Linked DNA regions of Homo sapiens: region 1 is linked to region 2. Evidence: read pairs that join two places in POLR2A ChIA-PET (ENCODE). Cell type or tissue: Panc1. All regions are shown on one strand. Each heading gives the region's core, and the rest is flanking DNA. Links, peaks and the distances in the headings are about the cores only. Region 1 has its middle 85 kb from the start of HIVEP1. Region 2 has its middle 39 kb from the start of MCUR1.

Region 1 (4,442 bases), core at 239-4,238, 1.8 Mb after region 2:
GGAACATGCCAATGGCAAACCTATTTATTCTGCCTTTATGGATAACTCGTCTCTTCTCTCTATATGCGTGTATATAGTTATTTGTTGTAATTATCTTTCCAATTAAAAAAAAGGACGGGGCGTGGTGGCTCACACCTGTAATCCAGCACTTTACAAGCTAAGGTGAGAGGAAAACCCAGGAGTTCAAGACCAGCCCTGGCAAAATAGAGAGACCCCATTTTACAAAATAAAATAAAATAAAACAAAATTTAAAATTAGCCAGGCATGGTAGCAGGCACCTGTACTCCCAGCTACAGGAGGGTCGCTTGAGCCCAGGAGATCAGGGCTGCAGTGAGCTATGATTGTACCACTGCACTCCAAACTGGGTGACAGAGTGAGACTCTGTAACTCAATAAAATAAAATAAAATAAAATAAAATAAAATGTTACTCTGGGTCAGGTTGTTTTATGTTCAGTGCGCTGGTTTAATGGGAACTGTGGTATTAAGTGCATGTCAGAAGTGTGTCTTCTCTTGTGATGTCTACAGGGCCTGGGCCTCTGCTTTGCGCACAGCTATCCCCCAATCAAAGCCAGTAGAAAACACATCTTGATTGTGATGGACATGCAGGTTCCATCAACCATTCTGCAGTTACAGAACTGTAATAAAAAGCCGATCTTTTTATTATACCTGTATCAACATTTAAAAACTAATCCCAGGCTGGGGTGCAGTGGCTCGATCTCGGCTGGCTGCAAGCTCCGCCTCCCGGGCTCACGCCATTTAAAAAAAAAACAAAAAACAAGAGCTATTCCACTTTCTTGTAGACAGAAACTGATCAGAATGTGTGTATTCTAGAATATTAAGTGAAATTAAGATTTTTTTTTAGATTTTGAAATTTTAGTCCTTCATATCTTTGCAGTTAATGCCCATATTTCTCCATTTTTATTTTAAAGTCCAATTTGAAGAAAATTCCTTTGATTAAAAAAATTTACTTGTACATATAAAACCTTTTTAAATATTATTATATGTAGACTTGATTATTATTTTAACAGAAGTACTAAATGTCACAACTATTATTTCCGTAATAATATGGAATCTCAATAACCTCAATATATTCTTAAACAAGAATACTGACCTCGGAACTTCCCATAGGTACAAAGAACTGCCCCAGTGAAGGAATTACTTCCCTATCCCAAAGAGCTGCAGGACCGCTCTGTCCCTCTCCGTCAACAATGTCCCTCGCAGCTGTTCTCTTTAGGCAACGATCGTGTCCTGGCCACAGAAGCTCTGAGCATCTCCTTGCCACGGCTGTGTCAGGACCCCTGTACACCATATGTGCCTCTACAATCCTGCCCTTCCTAGTGCTTCTGCCCACACACTCAACACACTTCTCCTCTGCCCTTATTCTATTTCATCATTAGTCTCTGTTCGTCTTTTTCATCCCGTATCAGTGCCTGATCCTAGTTTTTTATTCTCTTCTAAAACACCTCCTCCTGGCCTCACGGTGGGCTAGCTTTCAGGACCTGCGAATGAGCGTGGGCGACGCGGCTAGTGGATTGGCATACATCCTGTAGAAGCATGTGTGTGTGTGGTGTGTGTGGCCTCAGGTTAGAGTGCATCATTTTGGTGGTGCCAATGCAATATGCTTTCCTGCACCCTCCTCCATCCTTGACTTCCAAACAGTAGGCACACAGGTGGCCTTCTGCCACCTGAATTCCAGACATAACTTCCCATTTCCAAAGAGATTTCTTGGGAAAGACCCAGCAAGAAGATGGTGACCGATATAAGCTCCAGTGTGGGACATACAGCTTCCATCTATGTGTGATTTACTCTCTGCCTCATTGTAGCCCCTTGTAAATGTGTAGAAAAGACTAAGCAACCACCATTCCAGATTTTTACATTGCAAGTTGGGGAGTTTATCTGGCGGTTGCCCTGAAGCAACAGAAAGGGAGTCAGTGATTTCTGTGAAGTGAGGGAGGTTACTTTTTCAATTCCAGCAAACATTTTTGCAGAGTAAATATTGTAGGCTAATGAACCTCCTTAAATTCCAACATGTCATGGATTTGTATGGTTGCAAATTAGACTTAGCAGTATGTGGTGCTATAGAAAATCCAACAGCGTACTTAGAGTCTACTCTGTGAGTTAATTGCATGAAAAATCTCTGCAATTATTTTATCAGCCCAGATACATGGAAATGAGTATTTCAGTTCAAATGAATGTAGACAGTAGATAAGAGAGAGAAAAAAGAGGGGATTTCAGAAGATGATGGGGAGTCAAAATGACAACAGAAAATGAGGATGTAGTTAGAACCAGGCTGGGCATCTGATCACTAAAGGATTTTGCCAGTAGCACAACATTTTAAAAAAATTCAGTAGTTTGCACTGAGTCTGGATTATCAGTCACTTCCCAGTTCAGTTTATTGAGCACCCACTATGCATTTCTCTTTCTTTCTTTCTTCTTTCTTTCTTTTTCTTTCTCTTTTTTTTCCTTCCCTTCTTTCCTTCCTTCCTTCCTTTCTCTTTCTTTCTTTTTTTCTCTTTTTCGTTCTTTCCTTTCTTTTTTCCCCTTCCTTCCTTCTTTTTCTTTCTCTCTCTTTCTCTCTGTTTCTCTCTTCCTTCCTCTTTCTCTCTCCCTCTCTTTCTCTCTTTCTTTCTTCTTTTTTTGACAGTCTCATTCTGTTGCCCAGGCTGGAGTGCAGTGGCACTATCTCAGCTCACTGCAACCTCAGCCTCCTGGGTTCAAGCAATTCTCCTGCCTCAGCCTCCCTCTCTCTCTTTCTCTGTCTTTCTCTTGCTCTTTTTTCTCTTCTCTTCTCTTCCTTCCTTCCTTTTCTTTCTTTCTTTTTTTGACAGAGTCTCATTCTGTTGCCCAGGCTAGAGTACACTGGCACTATCTCTGCTCACTGCAACCTCAGCCTCCTGGGTTCAAGCAATTCTCCTGCCTCAGCCTCCCGAGTAGCTGGGATTACAGGCATGCACCACCACACCTGGCTAAGTTTTGTATTTTTAGTAGAGATGGGGGTTTCACCATGTTGGCCAGGCTGGTCTTGAACTCCTGACCTCAAGTGATCTGCCCGCCTTGGCCTCCCAAAGTGCTGCAATTACAAGCGTGAACCACAGCGCCCAGTTGGATTTCATGCAATGCATTATACATGAGACAAAGATGCCCTTGGACGTTGTTCCTGTCCTCAGGGAGTGCAGGTCCAGTAGAGAGGAGGGACAGATGACACAGTACAGTGTGACAGAGCAAGAGGCACAAGAGGGTCAACACATCAGAACATCTCGTGAGCCACGTGTTCTGCGTGGGAGTGAAGGGCAGACCTATGCAGAGGAGCTGGGGAGAAGCAGTGGGTGCAGCGCCACGGGATGACGGCTTAGTGGGCAGCCTAGTGGGGCTTTTACTGTCAGCAATTCAGTGCTGCTGGTGCCTGAAGGAGGCAGCAGTGGAAGCAGTGGACGTTACACGGGGCAAATATCAGCAAGAAGACTGTGGTTGGCAGCCCAGGGGCAGGTGAAGGGTGGGTAGGGCCCCAGCCTGGAGATTCTAGTTTGCATGCCTGGGTGAGCACCTGCAGTGTGAGAGGACAAGGCAGGGAAAAAGGAGGAGAAATAGCGCTGGGGGCGGGGGAGGGGAGTGTGATCATCATTCTGTTGTATTTATTAAGATGTGTGATAAAATAACTCTTGGGAGCTGGCAGGTAGCATCTTCCTGACGTAAAGGTTACCTGAAAACATGCCTGAAAATCAGACATGATAAAATCAAACCACAGGCTTCTATATTAATAGAGAAATATCATGCCAAAAAATTAAATTCTTAAAAAATCCTTAATAATATTACTTTCCTTTTAGATATAATGCTTGATGATATACTTCCAAGCCTGTCATTCTTTTTCGTTGTCTCCATCACAACTGAAAGCAGTCCATCAGGTTAAATCTAGTGAATAAAGAATCATCATTTTTAGCAAGGTTAGCAGTCTTCATCTTTATCTGTGTTGTATCAAGCATATGAAATGAAGTTACATGTCTCTTATCAATAGCATCTGCTTTCATCTGTATTTATTTTTTAATTCATTCATTATTCATACATTCATTCATGGTAAGGAGAACATCTCAGTTTTTTTCCCTCTGACCACTGCCTTTGAGGTATTATTTTATAAAAAAGAAATTATATATTAGAGACACAGGCAACATACCCTATATACCTGATTCCATGTCCCCCCTCTCCTCCCCAGGAATAACCACCATCCTTTAATTTTATATTTTTATTTCCTTTGTATTTTTTTATTTTTATTTTTTTAGACAGAGTCTCCGTCGCCAGGTCACCAGGCTGGAGTTCAGTGGCACGATCTCGGCTCACTGCAACCTCTGCCTCCTGGGTTCAAGTGATTCTCCTGCCTCAGGTTCCCGAGTAGCTGGGACTACAGGCGTGCGCCGCCACGCCCAGCTAATTTTTGTATTTTTAGTAGA
Region 2 (4,346 bases), core at 330-4,329:
CCAGTATGCAATTAACCACAAGGTTGGATACTTATGAAAACAAAAAAGCTGTTGAACTACTCCTGCCCCTTTTAAAGGGAAGGGAGTGTTATCGAGCCGAACTGGGGTCTACTTGCCCTGTGTAGTAAGGTCAAATATCTGTATCGAGGCTTGTAGTGGTAGAAAGCAGGGTGTTTATTTGTAGGGTGCCAAGCAAGGAGAATCAGGCAGCTTATGCTTAAGATCTGAGGCATATAGGTAAGGGTTTTTAAGGCAGGGAGGCAGGGGTTATAGGCAGTCATGAATTAATTTTTTGAGCTTTCCCTATTAATATTTATGTGAATGAGCCTGGACAACATGGTGAAACCCCACCTCTAAAAAATACAAAAATTAAATACAAAAAATTAGCCAGGCATGGTGGCAGGCGCCTGTAGTCCCAGCTACGTGGGAGGCTGAGGCAGGAGAATGGCGTGAACCCGGGACACGGAGCTTGCAGTGACCTGAGATCACGCCACTACACTCCAGCCTGGAGGACGGAGCGAGACTCCTTCTCAAAAAAAAAAAAAAAAAATTAGCTGGGTGTGATGACGCAGGCAGGAGGCTCAGGCAGGAGGATCACTCAAGTCCAGGAGGTCAAGGCTACAGTGAGCTCTGATCATGCCACTGCACTCCAGCCTGGATGACAGAACAGGACCCTGTCTCAAAACAAACAAAAAAACAGAAAGAAAGAAAGAAATGTATGTGGGCTGGGCGCGGTGACTCACGCCTGTAATCCCAGCACTTTGGGAGGCTGAGACAGGCAGATCACCTGAGGTCAGGACTTCGAGACCAGCCTGGCCAACATGGTGAAACCCCGTCTCTACTAAAAATACAAAAATTAGCTGGGCATGGTGGCAGATGCCTGTAATCCCAGTTACTTGGGAGGCTAAGGCAGGAGAATTGCTTGAACCTGGGAGGTGGAGGTTGCAGTGAGCCAAGGTTGCGCCATTGCATTCCAGCCTGGGCAACAAGAGCGAAACTCCATCTCAAAAAAAAAAAAAAAAGAAAGAAAGAAAAAATGTATGTGAATGCCTTTGCTTGGTTGTAAGCACCAGCAAGTGCTAGTAGGCAAGCAGTAGCAAATCTCCAAAGCTTAGAACTCCATGGGAAAACATTTAAGATGGAGAAAACCGTACCTATTACCTTTTTCCTGAGACTTAACAAAACCATGATTATTTCGTTTTAGCAGCACGATATCTTGTTACGGTTGCTAAAAACCAGTTTTTACAGGCAGATATTTGACCAGTAAGAATACTATGAGTCAGGAGCCCTGGCCGTAGCTCCCCACCTTGCCACTTGTTGCACTCTTGGGAAAACCATTTGACCTTGCCAAGCCTAAGTCTTAGTCAGTCCGGACTGCTATTACAGAATACCGTAGACTGGGCGGCTTCAACAACAAACGTTTCTCTCTCACAATTCTGGAGGCTGGGAGGTCTGAAATCATGGTACTGGCTGGCAGATCTGGTGTCTGGTGAGAGCCCACTTCCTGGTTCACAAATGGCTGTTTTCTTGCTGTGTCCTCACACAGAGTGGAGAGACGGAGGAAACAAGCTCTCTAGAGTCTCTTCTTTTTTTTTTTTTTGAGACGGAGTCTTGCTCTGTCGCCCAGGCTGGAGTGCTGGGGCGCGATCTCGGCTCACTGCAAGCTCCGCCTCCCGGGTTCACGCCATTCTCCTGCCTCAGCCTCCCGAGTAGCTGGGACTACAGGCGCCCGCCATCACGCCCGGCTAATTTTTTGTATTTTTAGTAGAGATGGGGTTTCACCGTGTTAGCCAGGATGGTCTCGATCTCCTGACCTTGTGATCTGCCTGCCTCGGCCTCCCAAAGTGCTGGGATTACAGGCGTGAGCCACCGCGCCCGGCCTAGAGTCTCTTCTTATAAGGGCACTAATCCTATCATGAGGGCTCCATGCCTATGACCTCCTCACCTCCTCATACCATCACACTAGGGAGCAGGGTTTCAACACAGGAATTTGGGGGAACACAAATTCAGTCCAGAGCACCTTAGTCCTTATGTTTCGAAAACAACAACAACAATAATTATAATAGGAATGCTTATAGAGCATTTATTTACTGTATTCCAGCTGTAGTTTTTTGTTTGTTTTTTGTTTTGGTGGGGGTTGGGGTCTCGCTCTGTCACCCAGGCTAGAGTGGAGAGATCTCAGGTCACTGCAGCCTCCACCTCCCAGGCTCAAGCAATCCTCCCACCTCAGCCTCCCAAGTAGCTGGGACTATAGGCATGTACCACCACACCCGGCAAATTTTTTGTATTTTTTGGTGGAAAAGGAGTTTCGCCATGTTGCGCAGGCTGGTCTCAAACTCCTTAGCTCAAGCTATCTGCCTGCCTTGGCCTCTCAAAGTGCTGGGATTACAAGCATGAGCCACTACACCTGGCCTCCAGACATAGTTTTTTTGTTTGTTTGTTTGTTTTTCCGAGACAGAGTCTTGCTCTGTCACCCAGACTGGAATGCAGTGGCTGATCTCAGCTCACTGCAATGTCCGCCTCCCGGGTTCGAGCAATTCTCCTACCCCAGCCTCCCAAGAGCTGGAATTACAAGTGCCTCCCACGATGCCTGGCTAATTTTTTTTTTTTTTTTTTTTTTGTATTTTTAGTACAGACACGGTTTCACCATGTTGGCCAGCCTAGTCTCGAACTCCTGACCTTGTGATCCACCCGCCTCAGCCTCCCAAAGTGCTGGAATTACAGGCGTGAGCCACCGCGCCCGGCCCAGGCATAGTTTTAAAGTAATCACAATCTCATTTAATCTTCATCACATCCCTATGAAGTAAGTACTACAGTGATCTCTATTTTGCAGATGAAGATACTGAGGTATAGAAAGTTTCAGTAGACTGGATGAGGTGGCTCACACCTATAATCCCAACATCTTGGGAGGTGAAGTTGGGAGGATCCCTTGAGCCCAGAAGTTTGAGACCAGCCTGGGCAACATAGGGAAACTCCATCTCTATTTATTTAAAAAAAAAAAAGAAAGAAAGAAAGAAAGAAAAAAGTGGGCCTGGCGTGGTAGCTCATGCCTGTAATCCCAGCACTTTGGGAGGCCGAGGCAGGTGGATCATCTGAAGTCAGGAATTCAAGACCAGTCTGGCTAACATGGCAAAATCCTGTCTCTACTAAAAATATTAAAATTAGCCAGGCACAGTGGCGTGCACTTATAATCCCAGTTACTCAGGAGGCTGAGGCAGGAGAATCACCTGAATCCAGGAGGTGGAGGTTGCAGTGAGCCGAAATTGTGCCACTGCACTCCAGCCTGGGTGACAGAGTGAGACTCTGACTCAAAAAAAAAAAAAAAAAAAAAAAAAAAATAGTAATAAAAAAGTTGAAGTAACTTGCCCAAGAACACATAGCTAATAAATGGTGACGTCAGAGTCAAACCGAAGCATTCTGATTCCAGGGAATAGATACCCTACCTGGCTGACCACATGTGGTAAGGATCAAATGAGGTCAAATACATGAAAATATTTTCTAAACAATAAAACCCTGGCCAGGTGCAGTGGCTCACGCCTGTAATTCCAGCACTTTGAGAGGCCGAGGCAGGTGGATCACAGGTCAAGAGTTCAAGACCAACCTGGCCAAGATGGTTAAACCCCGTCTCTACTAAAAATACAAAAAAATTAGTCGGGCATGGTGGCAGGTGCCTGTAATCTCAGCTACTCGGGAGACTGAGGCAGGAGAACAACCTGAACCTGGGAGGCGGAGGTTGCCCTGAGACGAGATCATTCCGCTGCACTCCAGCCTGGGCAACAGAGTGAGACTCCATCTCTAAATAAATAAATAAATAGTAAAACCCCATACCTACATATAAAATGTGTAGTCTGCATGCAATAACTGGAATCCTTTGCTAGTAATTACTAGTAATATTACTTGCCCAACCACCAAACAAGCAAACTTCTGTTAGTACCCTCCCTGGCAACCACCCCAGGGTACTAAGGTGAATTTACTAAGATGCAGTATCCTAGTAAAAGAACATTCTTCTTCGAGTATCTAGGGTACAGACTGTAGTAGGTATTAAAACAACGTAGGTAACCCATGGACATATCCGTAAGCTCTCAAGTGTTATACATCAATCTTCCATGCAGACCCCAGGGTGATTGTGAATATTTATATTTTTATTGGGGAATCTTCGTATAAAGGGGTTGATGTTGACATGGAGCCCACTGTTTGGGTCTCAGAGTCACCCTGAGTTTAGGCCTTAAATACTTGTTTGATTCAGTACCCTTGTTTTTGAGACAGGGTCTCACTTGTCACCCAGAGTGCAGTGGTGCAATCTCAGTTCACTGCAACCTCTGCCTCCTCATGCTCAAGCCATTCTC

The links. ChIA-PET counts read pairs that join two places held together with the same protein. Peaks named below come from ENCODE experiments on the same cell type or tissue, not always from the same donor. Only the 100,000 strongest peaks of a DNase experiment are listed, where the experiment ranks them.
Region 1: POLR2A ChIA-PET joins it to region 2 with 6 read pairs; 2 of 35 experiments call an interaction of 5 or more read pairs at or near these places.

Annotation. Positions count from the first base shown.
Region 1 is chr6:11,924,891-11,929,332 of GRCh38, reverse strand. No RefSeq gene overlaps it. Among named protein-coding and RNA genes, the nearest start is that of HIVEP1, 85 kb to the left of the region's middle. In Panc1, for the core only: no CTCF peak of the experiment used is centred there; no DNase peak of the experiment used is centred there.
Region 2 is chr6:13,773,781-13,778,126 of GRCh38, reverse strand. No RefSeq gene overlaps it. Among named protein-coding and RNA genes, the nearest start is that of MCUR1, 39 kb to the left of the region's middle. In Panc1, for the core only: no CTCF peak of the experiment used is centred there; a DNase peak (open chromatin) is centred at 2,476.